Regions from separate parts of the Homo sapiens genome. Here region 2 is linked to region 1. Evidence: chromatin contacts called from ENCODE Hi-C or POLR2A ChIA-PET data. All regions are on one chromosome and are shown on one strand. The core of a region is the stretch at or near the end of the contact, and the rest is flanking DNA. Distances in the headings are between cores, read along the strand shown.

Region 1 (6,614 bases), core at 621-3,120:
CAACACAATGGCTTACACCTGGGCACAGCAGGTGCACTGATGATGGTGGCTTTCAAGCTGCTCAAGTCCGGCAGCTTGAGCAAGCCTTTCAGGTGCTTCGTGTTGGGTCAGCACAAAGGGCCACTCTGTGGGACATGGTGGGGACAGGAGGACAGGCCAGATTCTGCATTTGTTCTTTGCTGGATGTGGAGAGAGGGCAGGATGGGAAAGCCATGGCCTCCACCAGGCCAAGCACTGCTTTGAGATGCTAGACCACTGTGCTGAGCCCGTGGACATTTCCCTTGGGCTTCATGCTGGAAATCTGGCCAAAAAAAGAACGTTTTTCTCCCCAAATGCCCAAGACTTTGTAAATGTCAACTATTTCAGAGCATTTTCCGGGTTACTAAGAGCGGTGGTGGGGGTTTTTGAGGAAGGCTCATTCCATCCACACTGACTCTTCCTGCCACCCAGCCATCCGTGAGGTTCAACAGGACATCCGTGAGCCAGGAGGCTGGAGTGTGCCTGGAACCCAGCACCGGAGACCCAGCTGTGGGCCGGTGAGGTCATCGTGCTCAGAAAGCCACAACAAAGGGGCACGTAGGTTACCCCAGAAGCTCTGCAGAGCCTTCAAATCAACTTAGCAGGAAGAGAAAGAACAAAGGACAAGAGATAACTTTTGTTCTCAGGAAGCCGGTAGAAGAGGTAGAAGAAGCAGGCACCCTCTCCAGGGATGAACTTTGAGACTCCGGGCAGGGGACCTTGCTTTCTGACTCTTGCTTGCCCCAGCTATAAAAGTAGGACTAATAACTTTATACAGTATTTACATACTTATCTCCTTATTTTGTGTAAAGCACCTAGCCCAGTGCCTAGCACATAGTTGGCATTCAATAAATAGGATTTTTATCCTGGGACCTTAAATAAGTCTGTAAGGCTAGAAGTAGACCACATATGCCATGAGCCTGAATTTTACCAGCTAGCAAATATTTTCAGAGGAGTCACTGCACTTCACAGTCCAAACTTTGCAGTTCATACAGTTGAAGCATCTGCTCCCCAAATCACGCTGTGAATTTCTCACCCTCAACATGGAAACTGAGGCGGCGACTTTCAAGGACTGAGCTCACAGCAGGGAGTGACAGAGACAGTAAAACAATCCAGCAGCCAGGCTGATGGGTTTTGGAATGTGTTTTTGTGATTACTCTGAGGCTTCAGCAAGCAGGCTGTGTAAGTGTGAAGAGATGTTGCAAAACAGCCATTCCTATCACACTGGGATAATATTGACTTTTGGCCCTTTGGGAATTTGAGATGTTAAAAAAAATAATACTGTGTGTGTTTTTGGAGAAAAGCATATTTATACTAAATGCCATGGCTGGACAGCTGCAAATAAAGAAAACTGTATTTTAGTCATGGGATTCTGGTTATAGAGAGAAAAGAAGTGTAGAAAGCTGTAACCTCAGCAGAGGTGCCAGGAGGTGGGAACAGAACCCACTGGTGTCTCCATCATGCCAAGCTTGGAGGTTCTGTCTGAGATGACAAGCCAAGCTATGAGTGGGCCACCCCGGAGACCCCCACCAGTTCCTGGGGACCCTTCTAGTCACCACAACTCCCGAAGGCCTTCTGGACAGAACAAGACCCACAAGACACACAAGGACTGTTGGGTCAGAAGTTGGGATCATCGAGATGCCCTTGCTAGCTAAATGCACAGAGAACATTCGGGGAGGGAAACCAAGCCTTCTTAAGATTTTGCCTTAAGCTAGCTCTGTGGCTTCCCACTCCCTCAGTCAAATTGGTCACCAAATCCTGTTAGTTTCTCAGCGTAGCTATTTCTGTTTTCACTTCATGGTTATTTACCCTGAGGAAACCCTTGCGCAAGGGCACTTGGAGATGCCTATTTGTTAAAGGACAAAAAATTGGCCACCACCTAAACATCCATCAGTAGGGGACTGGCTCAATGAACAGTGGTTTGACCAGATGATCGCAGCAGTCAAAATCGAATGAGGGTGCGCCTGCGAACTAAAATGAAAAACACTCCAGGATACGCTGTTGAGTGAAAACAGTGGTCATTTAGGTTTTTTGAAACAAGCAATATAATCCTATAGTACAAGTAAGTGGCAAATGGCCAGAGAAAGGTAAGGAAGGCCGCACCCCAGCCTGTGGGACTTTTCTCATCCGCCCACGGGCATCACCTGACGCACAGCTGTGAGCATGCAGTGAAGGGGCCAGAATGTGTCTTGTGGCCTTCCCACTCCACCCTTCTCCTCTGCCCTTCCCAACTCCAGTCAGTTAAAACCCAAGTCCATTTTGCCACCCATGTCCCCTGATCTGTCTTAGAACCTTCAATGGCTTCCTGCTGCTTCTAGGATAAAATTCGAACCATGGGGCAAGCTCACAAAGCGCTTTGCTATCGGGCCCTGCTGAGCTTCCCAGCTCTCTGTTCATCCCTACCCTGCAGCCACACCTTTGCATGTGCCAAGCCAGAAGCACCACAGAGCCCACTAGCTGGCAAGACTTGCTCACAGTCCCTCCCCCTGACCCCAGGCTTCTCTGTAAGCCCTGTGCAGTGTTTATTTGATTCATCAAGGGCCTTAGTAAACGCTTGCTCAGCCAACCTTCCTTTTCCTGACCCTCGTCAACATGTTTGTCATGTCACTTCCTTGGAATTGTAAAAGTTCCTTTAAAAAATGCCAATTCTTTCCCTACCCCAATTCTTCTCCACCAGGCGGTCCCGTACCCTGGCCCCCAGGAGCTGCCGTGCTTTGAAGAGGCCATCAGCAGCATGAAGGAAACGGCCACGTGGAAAATCAAATGGCTTCTGCCTGTCTCTGAGGCACCATTATTGCTGCATCTCTGCCTTTTGATTCAGTTGGTTTTTCCCATTCTTAGTGGGTCCTCACGAACTAACTCTCCTTCCCACCAACTGTGCACTCGGCAATACTGCTTATTTGCATTTCCCTTTTTTTTGAGAGGGAGTCTCGCTCTGTTACCCAGGCTGGAGTGCAGTGGTGCGACCTTGGTTCACTGCAACCTCCACCTGCCAGGTCCAAGCAATTCTCCTGCCTCAGCCTCCTGAGTAGCTGGGACTACAGGCACACACCACCACGCCCGGCTACTTTTTGTATTTTTAGTAGAGATGGGATTTCACCATGTTGGCATTTCACTTTTTTTTTTTTTTTTTTTTTTTTAGATGGAGTCTCGCTCTGTCACCCAGCTAGTCTGGAACTCCTGACCTCAGGTGATCCACTCGCCTCGGCCTCCCAAAGTGCTGGGATTAAAGGTGTGAGCCACCACGCCCAGCTGGCATTTCATTTTCTTGGATCCCAAAGGCACTCTAATTCTTGGGAAGTGGTTCCCAAACCTTGTTCCAGGGGATTGTCTTTGAGCTAGTCAGAGAGATTTTAAGGCAAAAATCAAATCAAGATGGACTTTTATCAACTTACATACAGAATTAAGGGCTAGGAATTTTTCGTTTCTCGGTTTTCTGCCATAAAGGGGCCTTCACACCTTGGCATCTCCTATCACTTGTCTGTTAATGAGAACTTGCGGTTGATAAAACAAATGATTCAGAAGCAAAGAAAAAAAACACCAACAGAAAAGGCTTAGGATGTTTCCTTGGGTGATTTTATGGACTTTTCCTTTAGATACAGACTTGAGACACAGATGCAAGTCATGCTCTCTGATGACTTCTGTACTCTTGGTTCACACGATGGAGTAGAATACAGCAAGAATATGTGGGGTTCCCAAAGCTCACCTGATTTCCAGGTGTTCTGCCTCTGAATATGCTTCAGAACGGAGGGCATGGCGGTTCACGGAGTGGAAACCAGGGAGCCCTGGCTGGCCACTTGTGAGCTGGTAACACTGGGCACTGAGGAATGACACTAGCTTCCCAGAGCTGTTGTGAGGCTCCGGGGGACTGCCTGGCTCAGATGGGCGCAGTGCCAATGATGGCAGTCAGCACCCCAGGGGACAGGATGTGTGCTGGGCTGGAGGCCCAATTTGTGCTCTTCTCCAGCCCTGGCTCAGCCTCTGAGAGCTGTGGGGCCTCAGGCAGATTACAGGATCTCTTCTGTGTGAGGAGGAAAATTCTGCCTGCTCTATTACACCCCGGTGTTTTACCAACGCCCAGGGAAAGTCTTTGTGAAAGAGCAACTCTGTGCCACTGCAGCATGTCTTTGTAATTGACAGCAGAAGGACTACTGCATTCGTAATTTTGTTCGTGCTAATTGATTAATGTGTAGAAAAGGAACCTATTTTCTGGGGTCCCAAGGCTCAGCCCTTAACTAACAACAACAACAACAACAACAACAACAAAATGGCAAGAGCAGTTAACCTTTGCTGCACGTTTTATATGGGTCAGGCATTGTTCTGGGCACTTAGGTGAATGAACTCATTTTATGTCACAAGAGCCTAATGAGGTGACACTTGTATCCCATTTTTTGTTTTTCGGTTGTGGTACACATAACAGAATCTACCATCTGAGCCATTAGTAAGAGTACAGTTCAGTTCTTAAGTCCACTCACATTGTCGAGCATCATCCCTGTTTCTTATATGAATAAACTGAGATCCAACAAGGTGAACCAAATGGGTCAAGGCCACCTAACAATTTTCCCGTGGAGGTGGAAGGCTGGGACTTGGGCCCATACTCTTTGGCTTGTGCTGGGTGCTTTCATTCTGCTGCTTCTCACCTGGGCAAATACTCTGCTGCTGGGAAAAGAAACCCCATTGTGAATGAACAGGAAAAACAATGAAAAAAAGGATGCTGGGATTGATCATGGACACCCTGGGGTGGGAAGATTTGGTAAGTTCGATCTTTTCTTGGTGTCTTCCAGTCTTTTCTGTTATGCACTAGATGTGCTTGACTAGGAGGCTGGAGGATGAGGCTGGAGAGCTCTATCCTACGTGTGGGGCCAGGCCCGTGCTGGTGAGCACACGGGGTGTGTGGCCAAGCCACCCGCTCTGCCACTGACACTGGCCTGTGCTGTGCTGCCGGCATGGCTGCCCTGCTGCGGGCCCACCCGAGCCTACAGAACATTCTAAGGCATGGCCCAGGTCAAATGGCAGATTGCATATGGGGTTTGTTCTCTCCCCCCACCTACTGCACGGGCTTCTCTATTAGCAACCAGGGAGTGTTCCCTGCCATCTGACACACTCTTATGACCAGAAGGCTCCCGGGCATACAGTCGCTTTGGCAGTATGAGTTAGGTAATGACCCCAAAGAGTGAAGCAACACTCAGTTCTTTGGAACTCTCTTCTTCCCCTCCCTCCACCTCCCAGAAAAGCATCTGGGCAAGATGGCTGGCCCTGCCTACTGTGTCCATATTTAGCGAGAGAGGGCTCCCCATGACAAGTGCTACTGTGTCTATTGGGAAAGTGTCTTTGGGGGGCATGTTGTGAGTGGGGAAACCTTGCAGGCCCGGATCCGGGAACGCGGTTCCTTCTCTGGCTGTGTGAGCCCAGCTCCAGATTCCCTGAGGCTCTCTCTCTCCACAGCTGCTCTGGAGCCCTGAAAAGAGGCTTGGCAAACAGGAGACCCCTTGGACTCAGCTCAGGGCTGATTTTTGAGTAGGATCTGTTCCCCACACCCCTGCCCCACCACTTGAAGGCTGATCTCTTAGAGGCAATTGCCAGAAAGCTTTGAAAGGGGCTCAAATCCTGCTGCTTTTGTTCAGGCAGGATTTTGAAGTCATCCTTCTGCTTTTTGTTCATGCACACCAGGGACAAACCTGTGCAGGAACGAGCCCTGCACCGCTAGCCTGGTTTGGAAGTGGTGGTCTCAGGACGGAGCATCTTTCTGGATTGCTGCTTTGCAGGTTTGTCCTTGAAACACTGGAAGTGGGTCTTGGGGCACGAGGATGTGGGCCTATGCCAGGGTGGATGACGGAAGAGGGGAGTAGGGAACATTCTGTCTAGACCAGGGGCATCCCTTGAGGCCCCTCTCTAAGGAGGGCCTATCCTACTGATCTCTGACATTCTGAGACAGGCAGAGCTGCCATGCGAAGTAGCTCAGTCATTGCAGGTTGAGCAATCCAAATCTGAAAATCCAAAATCCAAAACTTTTTGAGTGTCGACATGACACTCAAAGGAAACACACATCGGAGCATTTCAGATTTCGGATTTTTAGATTAGTGAAGCTAAACCAGTAAGTAAGTATAATGCAAATATTCCAAAATTCCCCCAAATCCAAAATTCAAAACACTCATGGTCCCAAGCATCTTGGATAAGGAATATTCAACCTGCACCAATGCCAGCCTTGAAGCAAATGGGATTTAGAGGCAGGAAGGGGAGGTACAGATCTCAGCCTATCTCATGTGAGCTCTGCAGTCTTGCTTTGAGCCTCAGTTTCCTATCTGTGAGGCAGAGCAAGTGATACCAGCTTCCAGGGTGGTCGGGAGGATAGAATTTGTGCATATAAAGTGCCCAACATGGTTAATTCTTCCAAATTATAGCTCACACTTCCAGAAATAGATACAAATTTTTCTGTCTAAAATATGCTTAGAGTTGGAGCCGACAACGTAGTTTTGCCTGGTACCAGTGAGGCCTTAGGTGGCTGCTGTTAGGCCCTTCTTTCAAAAAAAAAAAAAAAAAAAAAATCAGAAAAGGGGAATTCACATTAGCTATGAATTAAAAGTTGGTTCAGCATG
Region 2 (7,468 bases), core at 593-3,092, 110 kb after region 1:
GGAAGACTATAGACCAAAGATTTCGAAAGCTAACCAGATGTTGGGCCGATTTCCAATGTACTTCTAATTCTGGTTATGTGTCAGCCAAGATCCAAACTGACGTTGTGCAAGTTCTCCGCATGGCAAAAGCTTCCCTTTAGCCTATTACCTTTCAACCTTTTCCATATCGCTCATCCATGTTCCATTAACTTCTCAGCAAAACAAAACACAAAACACAAAGAGCCCAAGACTCCTTCTTCCTGGGTAAACAATGACAAATGGAGTGGCAGGAGTAGAAGGTTGGTCACTGAACTGGGGAACCTTCAAGATACAAAAGCTGTAAAACTCACCCCCATCCCTCCACCTCTGGCCCAGGACTCAGCGGACTTGATAGAAGAGCGAAGGCTGCATTTTCTATTACAGAAACAAACCAGAATTCATTATGTGGCCCAACTGAATCACAACAAGCGCCTTCCGCCAACCGGTCAACCCTTTCCACTGTGGGATATTCATTTCGGTGCAGCATCTAATCTATTATGATTACTGGAAGGCCTGAGCTCACATTTGGTTTTTATGAACGTGGCTTTTATGTTAAAATTGACTATGAGGAAAAAATCTATGAGAAAGAGACCAGGTCACTTGGGACCTGATTTGGGGGGTAAGGATCTGGAAAAGTGAGGCTGAAGGTCAAGTGCAGCCTGATCAGCTGCTGCATAACCAAAAACCAATCACTCAACCAACCTCCACCAGCAAAGCCCCACCAAATGCAGACTCTGTGCTCACAGGCCAGGACTGAGCATAAACCAGGTGGCAGCTCCCCCACGAGGCAGCTTCCCCAGGCACCTGGGCCTCAGGGCACCGGACTTGAACTTTTCCGTTTCTTCTCCAAACCTACTCCAAGGCCCATGCTTGTTAGTTCTGGAAATGGCACTATTGGTCACACAGGGAAAGGAGTCAGGAACCTGAGCCTTACCCAGGCTCCTCCCTTCATGCCCCCTCCTTTCAAATCAACCAGAACCCCTCACCCCTAGCCTAGTGACTCTCCTTGTCTCCTCATCCTAGTAAATGCACCCCCACCATTGCTCAAGCCAAATCACAGGAGTCATCTGACTCGTCCCTTTCACTCGACCCCTACATTCAATCCATCAGCACGTCCTGGCTCTAGCGCTGAAATAATCACAAGTCCTTCCAGTTTCCTCTACTCCCCAGCCAGCAGCCTAATCCAATCCACATTATCTCGCCTGGATGACTGCAACAGCTTCTTAGCAAGTCTCTCGGTGTTCCCTCCTGCAACTCATCCCCACCCCCAGTCATCTACTTTCTGTCTGGTAGCCAACGTTTCTTTTAAAAACTTCCATCTGACCACATCACTGTCCTACTTAAAAATTCGGTAGGGGTTTCCCATTGCACTTGGAGAAAAAATGGCAATTCCTCTTCAGGGCCTTCAAGGCCCTTCATGACCTGGCCCCTGCCCGCCTGGCCAGCCTCACCTTGGCCCACTTTCTGCTCCTTCCCACCCCGGGGCCTCTGTACATGCTGCTCCCTTCACCTGGAGGACTCTTGCCCCAGGTCTTTGCAGAGCTGGCTCCTTCTCACTCTCTGGGCTGTGGCTCTGCTGGTCCTTCCTCAGAGGAGCCCTCCCCGACCACCCTGACTAGCACCTAGTAACCCCTGCAGCACAACCACTAGGCTTCCTCATCACTCCACCCTGTTCATTTCCTTCTACCATTTGTCACAGTCACAATTAATCTTCTTGTTCACTTCAGTGAGACTCATCTGGGCTTGTTTGAGTGCCTATGACGGGGCCTTGCCCTGGCAAGCGCTCAGCAAGTATCTGCTGAATGATAAGAAAGCCTCTCAGTTTCACCTCTCATCCCTCCCACCCGCTGGCTGAATTACTGCAAACCCATTCTGAGAGGTGCAGAGTGGGTCAGCTCACTAACTGACCAACTGCCCCCCAGCAGCCCCACACGGCTCATAGGAACACAGTTCAGTCGCTGCCTGTGCCACCCCCTGCAGACTGGCTCCAGATGCCTGCCTCTTGGGGCACCCGCTGCCTCGGACATGCTGCCACTCACCCTAGGGAACGGGCAGTGATCTGATGGATATGCCACAGGCTCTCATGCCCCTTCTTGCTCTGTCCTCTACCATAGCCCGGGTGTCCTCAGGAAACGGGTCCTCACTCCTGCGGGCAGAGTCCATGCTCACCACCAGGCAAGTGACCCTCTATTGTGCTGACAGCCTCCTCGTAGGACTTTTCTGTCCAAGAATGACTGATGCTTTCTTGGGCAAGGGCCTGGGTTGGTCTGCCTGGAGTTTGTAGTCCCCATGTTGAGCACACTGCCTGGCACACGGCCGGTGCTCCACATGCATTTGCTGAATAACTAATTACATGAGGAAATTCATCAGAAACTGCAAGCTATTCCTCCTGATCACTTAAGCCTCCAAGAGGCCTCTCCTGATTGCTCAGGCGGATGTAGTACCCTCTACCCTCAGCCTGCCCCACCGCATTACCTAGTTTTATTTTCACTGTTGCACTTCTCGCTACATGGGATTATTTTACTTGGTTACTAGTTTACTGTCTGTCTCCTCTAAGAGAATCCAGATTCCATGAAAGCATTTGTTTGCTTCACCACTGCATCCCCAATACTGATCCCAGTGCCTGGCATCTAACAGGGGCTTCCAAAATATTTGTTGGAAGAATGAATGAATCAATACATGCATAGCATTAGCAGAAAATGGGAGAAGGAATTCAATTTCCTTGAATATACAGTTCTACTCTTCCAAGAAGAAATTCCCAAGAAAAAGAGGTAGGATGCCCAGGCGGGAACACAGGTGAGTGGTCTCTCCAGCGCATAAGATGGATGAAGGTGCATGGCAGCACACCCAGTAAGCCATGACGTCTCTGCTCCCCGTACAGGTCAGGGCTGCAGGAAGGAAGCCCATGGAGAACACCAGTCACCAAGATGAGGAGCTTGCCCACTGTCCCATGGAGCCTGGCATCTACACCACACAGACAGCACCTTCTTTGCTGAAGCCCTGAGCTACAAGCTGCCAGGAAGAGATGGCCTTGGGGACGTGCCACATAGCTGAGCAGCAACCAATCAGCAAACTCTGGCTGAGCACTGACTGAGTGCCAGGCGGTAGGCTGGGTACTGCAGGGAGCACATGGTTTCTGCCTTCCAAGGCCTAGCAGTCCAGAATGGGAGAGAAAAAATACAGAGAAAAGGCGGTATTAAAAAGTGCCACAGGAACCTCATGGAGATTAAAAAACATCTGGTCTTCCCAAGATGTTGTTATGAAAATGAAAAGACATGCCACAGACTTGGGGGAAATCATTGCTAAATGCCTCTGATAAAGGACTTGCATTCAAAATACATAAAGAACTCTCGAGGCTGAGGCGGGTGTATCACTTGAGGTCAGGAGTTCGAGACCAGCCTGGCCAACAGGGCGAAACCCTGTCACTACTAAAAATACAAAAATCAGCCGGGCGTGGTGGCGCACACCTGTAGTCCCAGCTACTCTGGAGGCTGAGGCAGGAGAATTGCTTGAACCTGGGAGGCGGAGGTTGCAGCGAGCCAAGATTGCACCATTGCATTCTGGCCTGGGCAACAGAGTGAGACTCCGTCTTAAAAGAAACAAAACAAAAAAACCCAAAAGTCTCGAAACACAATATTTTTTTTACTCAATTCAATTTAAAAAACGGGCTAAGGATTCGAAAAGACTCTTCACTAACAAAGACATGTATGGCAAAAGAAACACATGAAAAGATGTTCAATGTCATTAGGGATATGCAAATTAAGATCATAAGATACCACTGCAAACCTATTAGAATGGTGAAAACTAAAAAGGTGGCCACACCAAATGTTGGAAAGGAGGTAAAGGAACTAGAACTCTTGTACACTGGTGATGGGATATAAAATTATATAGGCATCTTGGAAAACAGTTTGGCAGTATCTTAAAATAAAAGCAAACATACACATATCTCCCATAATTATATGGGAAATATGATTCAGCCATTCCATTCCTAGGTATTTATCCAAGAGAAAAGAATGTATATGCTCATACAACTCTCTGTATGGGCATACATTGTATGGGGCCACACAAATGCTCACAGCAGCTTTGTTTGTAATAGTCCAAAACTGGAAACAACCCAAATTTCCATTAACAGATGAATGAATAAACTGTGGTATGTTCATATAATGGAATGTTACTCAGCAAGAAGAAATGAACTACAGATACACACAACATCATGATGGATCTCAAAATAATTAAGTGGATTGAAAGAAGCCACATGAAGAGGAGTACATGTTGCATGACTCTGTTTATACAAAATTTTAGAAAGTGCAAAACTAATCTAGCATGACAGGAAGCAGACTGGTGTTACTTGGGGAGAGGGGTGTGGGAAGCAAGGGAGGGGAATGAGGAAATGTTTGGGATGCTGGATTATACACTGCCTTGATCATGGTGATGATTTCACGGGTATTTACATATGTCAAAATATTAAATTGTGCACCTTAAATATGTTCAGTTTATTGCATATCAATTAGACTTCAATCCAACTTTTTCTTTAAAGGTGCTATGCTTCTGGCCAAGATGGACTGAATTTATCCTACTAATTCAGGCAACTTAGAAAGCAAGACAATATATACAAAACAATGGTTATCAGACTCTGGATGAACAGGCAGCATAAGAGAGAGATCCCTGAGAGGGAGAAGCACAAAGGCAGTGGCCCAGTGATTGCTCCAGCTTGCTGTCCAGTGAGAGTATCCGGGCCTCAGCAAAGGGATAGAAAACCCAAAGACTGTGGTTCTCTCAGAGAAGGCAGAGTCTGGAGTTCAGGGAGATCAAGGGGTTAAAATTCATGGACAAGATAAATGAAGAGAGAGCTGCAGAGAGAGAGCTCAGACATGTGCAGAGGGTTCCTTTAGAACCTTGCTGTGTTCTGGTCTGTGCATGCACATGAAGAAAGGGAAAGACCTGCCAGAATGAAGCCTGTGGAACAATTCCTGGAGCTCACACTGGGGGGGCCAGTGTGGAGAGACCACCTCACCATGGGACACAGTAGAGTCTCAGAAGGGTAATGTCTCAGTAATAGGGCGAAGTTAGCCCTAAACTGAAGGCTGTCTGGACCAGCTCTCACAGAGCTTAAAAGCAAGCCTCAAAAAAGGATCAAACCAACTCCAATTAACTGAACCATCAGCCCAAAAATATTTACAGGAAGAATCCAGCATCCAACTGTGAAAAACCACAGTAACTGTCAACCAATCAAAAATGACCAGGCATGCAAAAAATGGGGGAAGGAATCCAAAAGCAGGAGAAAAATCAATAAGAGAAACACAGCTAGAAATTATACACATGACAAAACACAAGAAATCAAAAGGGAAACTGTGTAAAATTTTAAGCTGAATGAACCTCATATGTTAAAATTTACTGGATGCAGGTAAAGCAGTGCTTACAGGGAAATTTATAGCATTAAAGTCATAGAGAAGAAAGGTTTAAAAATCAATGACTGGAAAGGGAATAGCCTGAGGGATATTTTTCTGATAATGAAACTGTACTATCTCCTGATTAAGTGGTGTTCACACCTATCCATACATGTCCCAAAATTCACAGAATTAAATACAAAAATGAGTTAATTTTATGGTACGTTAGTTTAAAAAAATAAGCTGATTTGCTTAAAAAATCAATGATCAAAGCTTCCTACGATGATTAAAATCAATAATTAGAGCTTCTTTTTTTTTTTTTTTCCACAGCAGAGACAAGTGAACCTTTATTTTTATGCCTTTCTTCCTATGTGTATTTCAAGTCTTTTTCAAAACAAGGCTCCAGGACTCTCCAGATTCAATTATGTCCTTGGGCTTGGTCGACTGCTGCAGGAGTCTTAGGGAGCCTTGTACAAATGCTAGAGTGACTCATTTACCAACATTAAACCCTAGGATAGATGCAACAAAGCAGGACTCCTTCCTCCATGGAATGTGCCGATTTCAGACGACGCAGCACCCAATGTAGAAAACACTGGAATTTTTCCTTGGAACTAGACTCTGATGAGAGGTGCTTGACATGAACATAAGCTACTGTCTTTTCTTTTTGTTGAGACAGAGTTTCGCTCGTTGCCCAGGCTGGAGTGCAATGGCGTGATCTCAGCTCACTGCAACTTCCGCCTCCCACGTTTGAGCGATTCTCCTGCCTCAGCCTCCTGAGTAGCTGGGATTACAGGCATGCGCCACCATGCCCGGCTAATTTTTTATTTTTAGTAGAGATGGCATTTCTCCATGTTGGTCAGGCTGGTCTCGAACTCCCAACCTCAAGTGATCTGCCCACCTCAGCCTCCCAAAGTGTTGGGATTACGGGCGTGAGCCACAACGCCCAGCCAGCTACTGTCTTTTCTTTGACCCTTCCTTTCCAGTTTTTGAAGACAGAGCAGGAAATAATCTTCTCTGAAGACACTTGATAAAAATTCCCAAAACAACAAAACACATGCTTCCACTTCATTGATCAAAAATATACTGCAGTTTGGCACCTGGGTCTAGTTCAGCTGGCGGATGAGCTGATTGATGCGTTCACCCCGATAGCCAAGTGTGCCCATCTCCTTGAGGAAGCCCACTCTATTTTTGGTAGCATGATGGGCCACTGAGAGGTGGAAAGGGCGCAAGAACCATGAGATCTCCTGGAAATGCTTCCCTGGGAATGCAATTTCATGAATGAGGTCTTCCAAGCAAATGATGCCAAACTTCCCCAGGTGCTCCTCAATCACTGTGTTGTCTGTCAGAGGGATGGTCTTACTCTTGACCTTGGCTTGTCCACGTTTCAAAATGAGTTCTCGGACAGACTTCAGATTTGGAAATCCCCAGGTCACATAAGTTTCCACTATACGCAGCATTTGTAGATTCTGGGGGGTGACTTTTACAAAGACACCACTAAAAATTTTCTTTAGGCAAAGTCTTGCAATGGTTCTCTGCACCAGTAAACTCACGCCATCAATCCTTTCGATGCGTACAACAAAGGCCAAGGAATGTTTATCTGGCAATTCCACGGCATGAGGTTTCACTTCTAGTCGTCTGAGATGCACCTTGTCAGGTTTCTGCTGCCAGTAATCATGTAGGAATGATTCCAGTAGCTTAAACCTGAGCCCTTTTCCTTTCTTCTGCTCCTTCTTTGCCAAAAGTTCCTGCTTTGCCTGGGTGGCTTTGAGTGCCTGATAAGCCTTCCTCTTTTTCAGGAGATTTTCTGGAACCAAAGGGATTTTTCTTTGCTCTTCCTCCGCCATCTTTCTAGTGGTGCAGCTACTGATCATGCGCAACCCCACCACATGGGAAAGACAGCACGCGCGCTGTTTACTTGACCATAGAGACGTCTGTTCTAGCTCACGCTGGAGGACCCAGTCAGCGTTCACTTAGCCATAGTGAGCCATTGAGGTCCTGCTAACCCCCATTCCTGCCAAAAGTTGCACCGCTTCCAGGGTTTTTAGAGCCTGTGTCATTTTTAA

What was found. Hi-C counts contacts between places; a loop is a spot of excess contacts on that map. ChIA-PET counts read pairs that join two places held with the same protein, here RNA polymerase II (POLR2A). Pooled maps may share reads with other maps.
Region 2: a loop to region 1 is called in a map of Right ventricle myocardium inferior, with 2.2 times the contacts of the local background. The contact joins two enhancer-like sites. A Hi-C loop is called at or near these places in 2 of 168 maps with a recorded cell type or tissue (Right ventricle myocardium inferior and sciatic nerve) and 3 of 50 pooled maps. POLR2A ChIA-PET finds 5 or more read pairs at or near these places in 5 of 52 experiments (AG04450, MCF 10A, Panc1 and 2 more).

The regions. Positions count from the first base shown.
Region 1 is chr16:11,134,132-11,140,745 of GRCh38, reverse strand. The region is part of intron 22 of CLEC16A (C-type lectin domain containing 16A); the gene reads right to left. LOC105371081 (a long non-coding RNA gene) reads left to right here and starts at 5,696. Exons shown (of 2, transcript XR_001752081.2): 1 at 5,696-5,783. RefSeq lists enhancers at 1-19, 20-598. Within about 2 kb of position 1,870, at least 4 of the 41 ENCODE cell types and tissues checked have a DNase peak (open chromatin) inside an H3K27ac peak, as active enhancers do.
Region 2 is chr16:11,026,805-11,034,272 of GRCh38, reverse strand. The region is part of intron 13 of CLEC16A (C-type lectin domain containing 16A); the gene reads right to left. It also overlaps the pseudogene RPL7P46. Among named protein-coding and RNA genes, the nearest start is that of CLEC16A, 86 kb to the right of the region's middle. Within about 2 kb of position 1,842, at least 4 of the 41 ENCODE cell types and tissues checked have a DNase peak (open chromatin) inside an H3K27ac peak, as active enhancers do.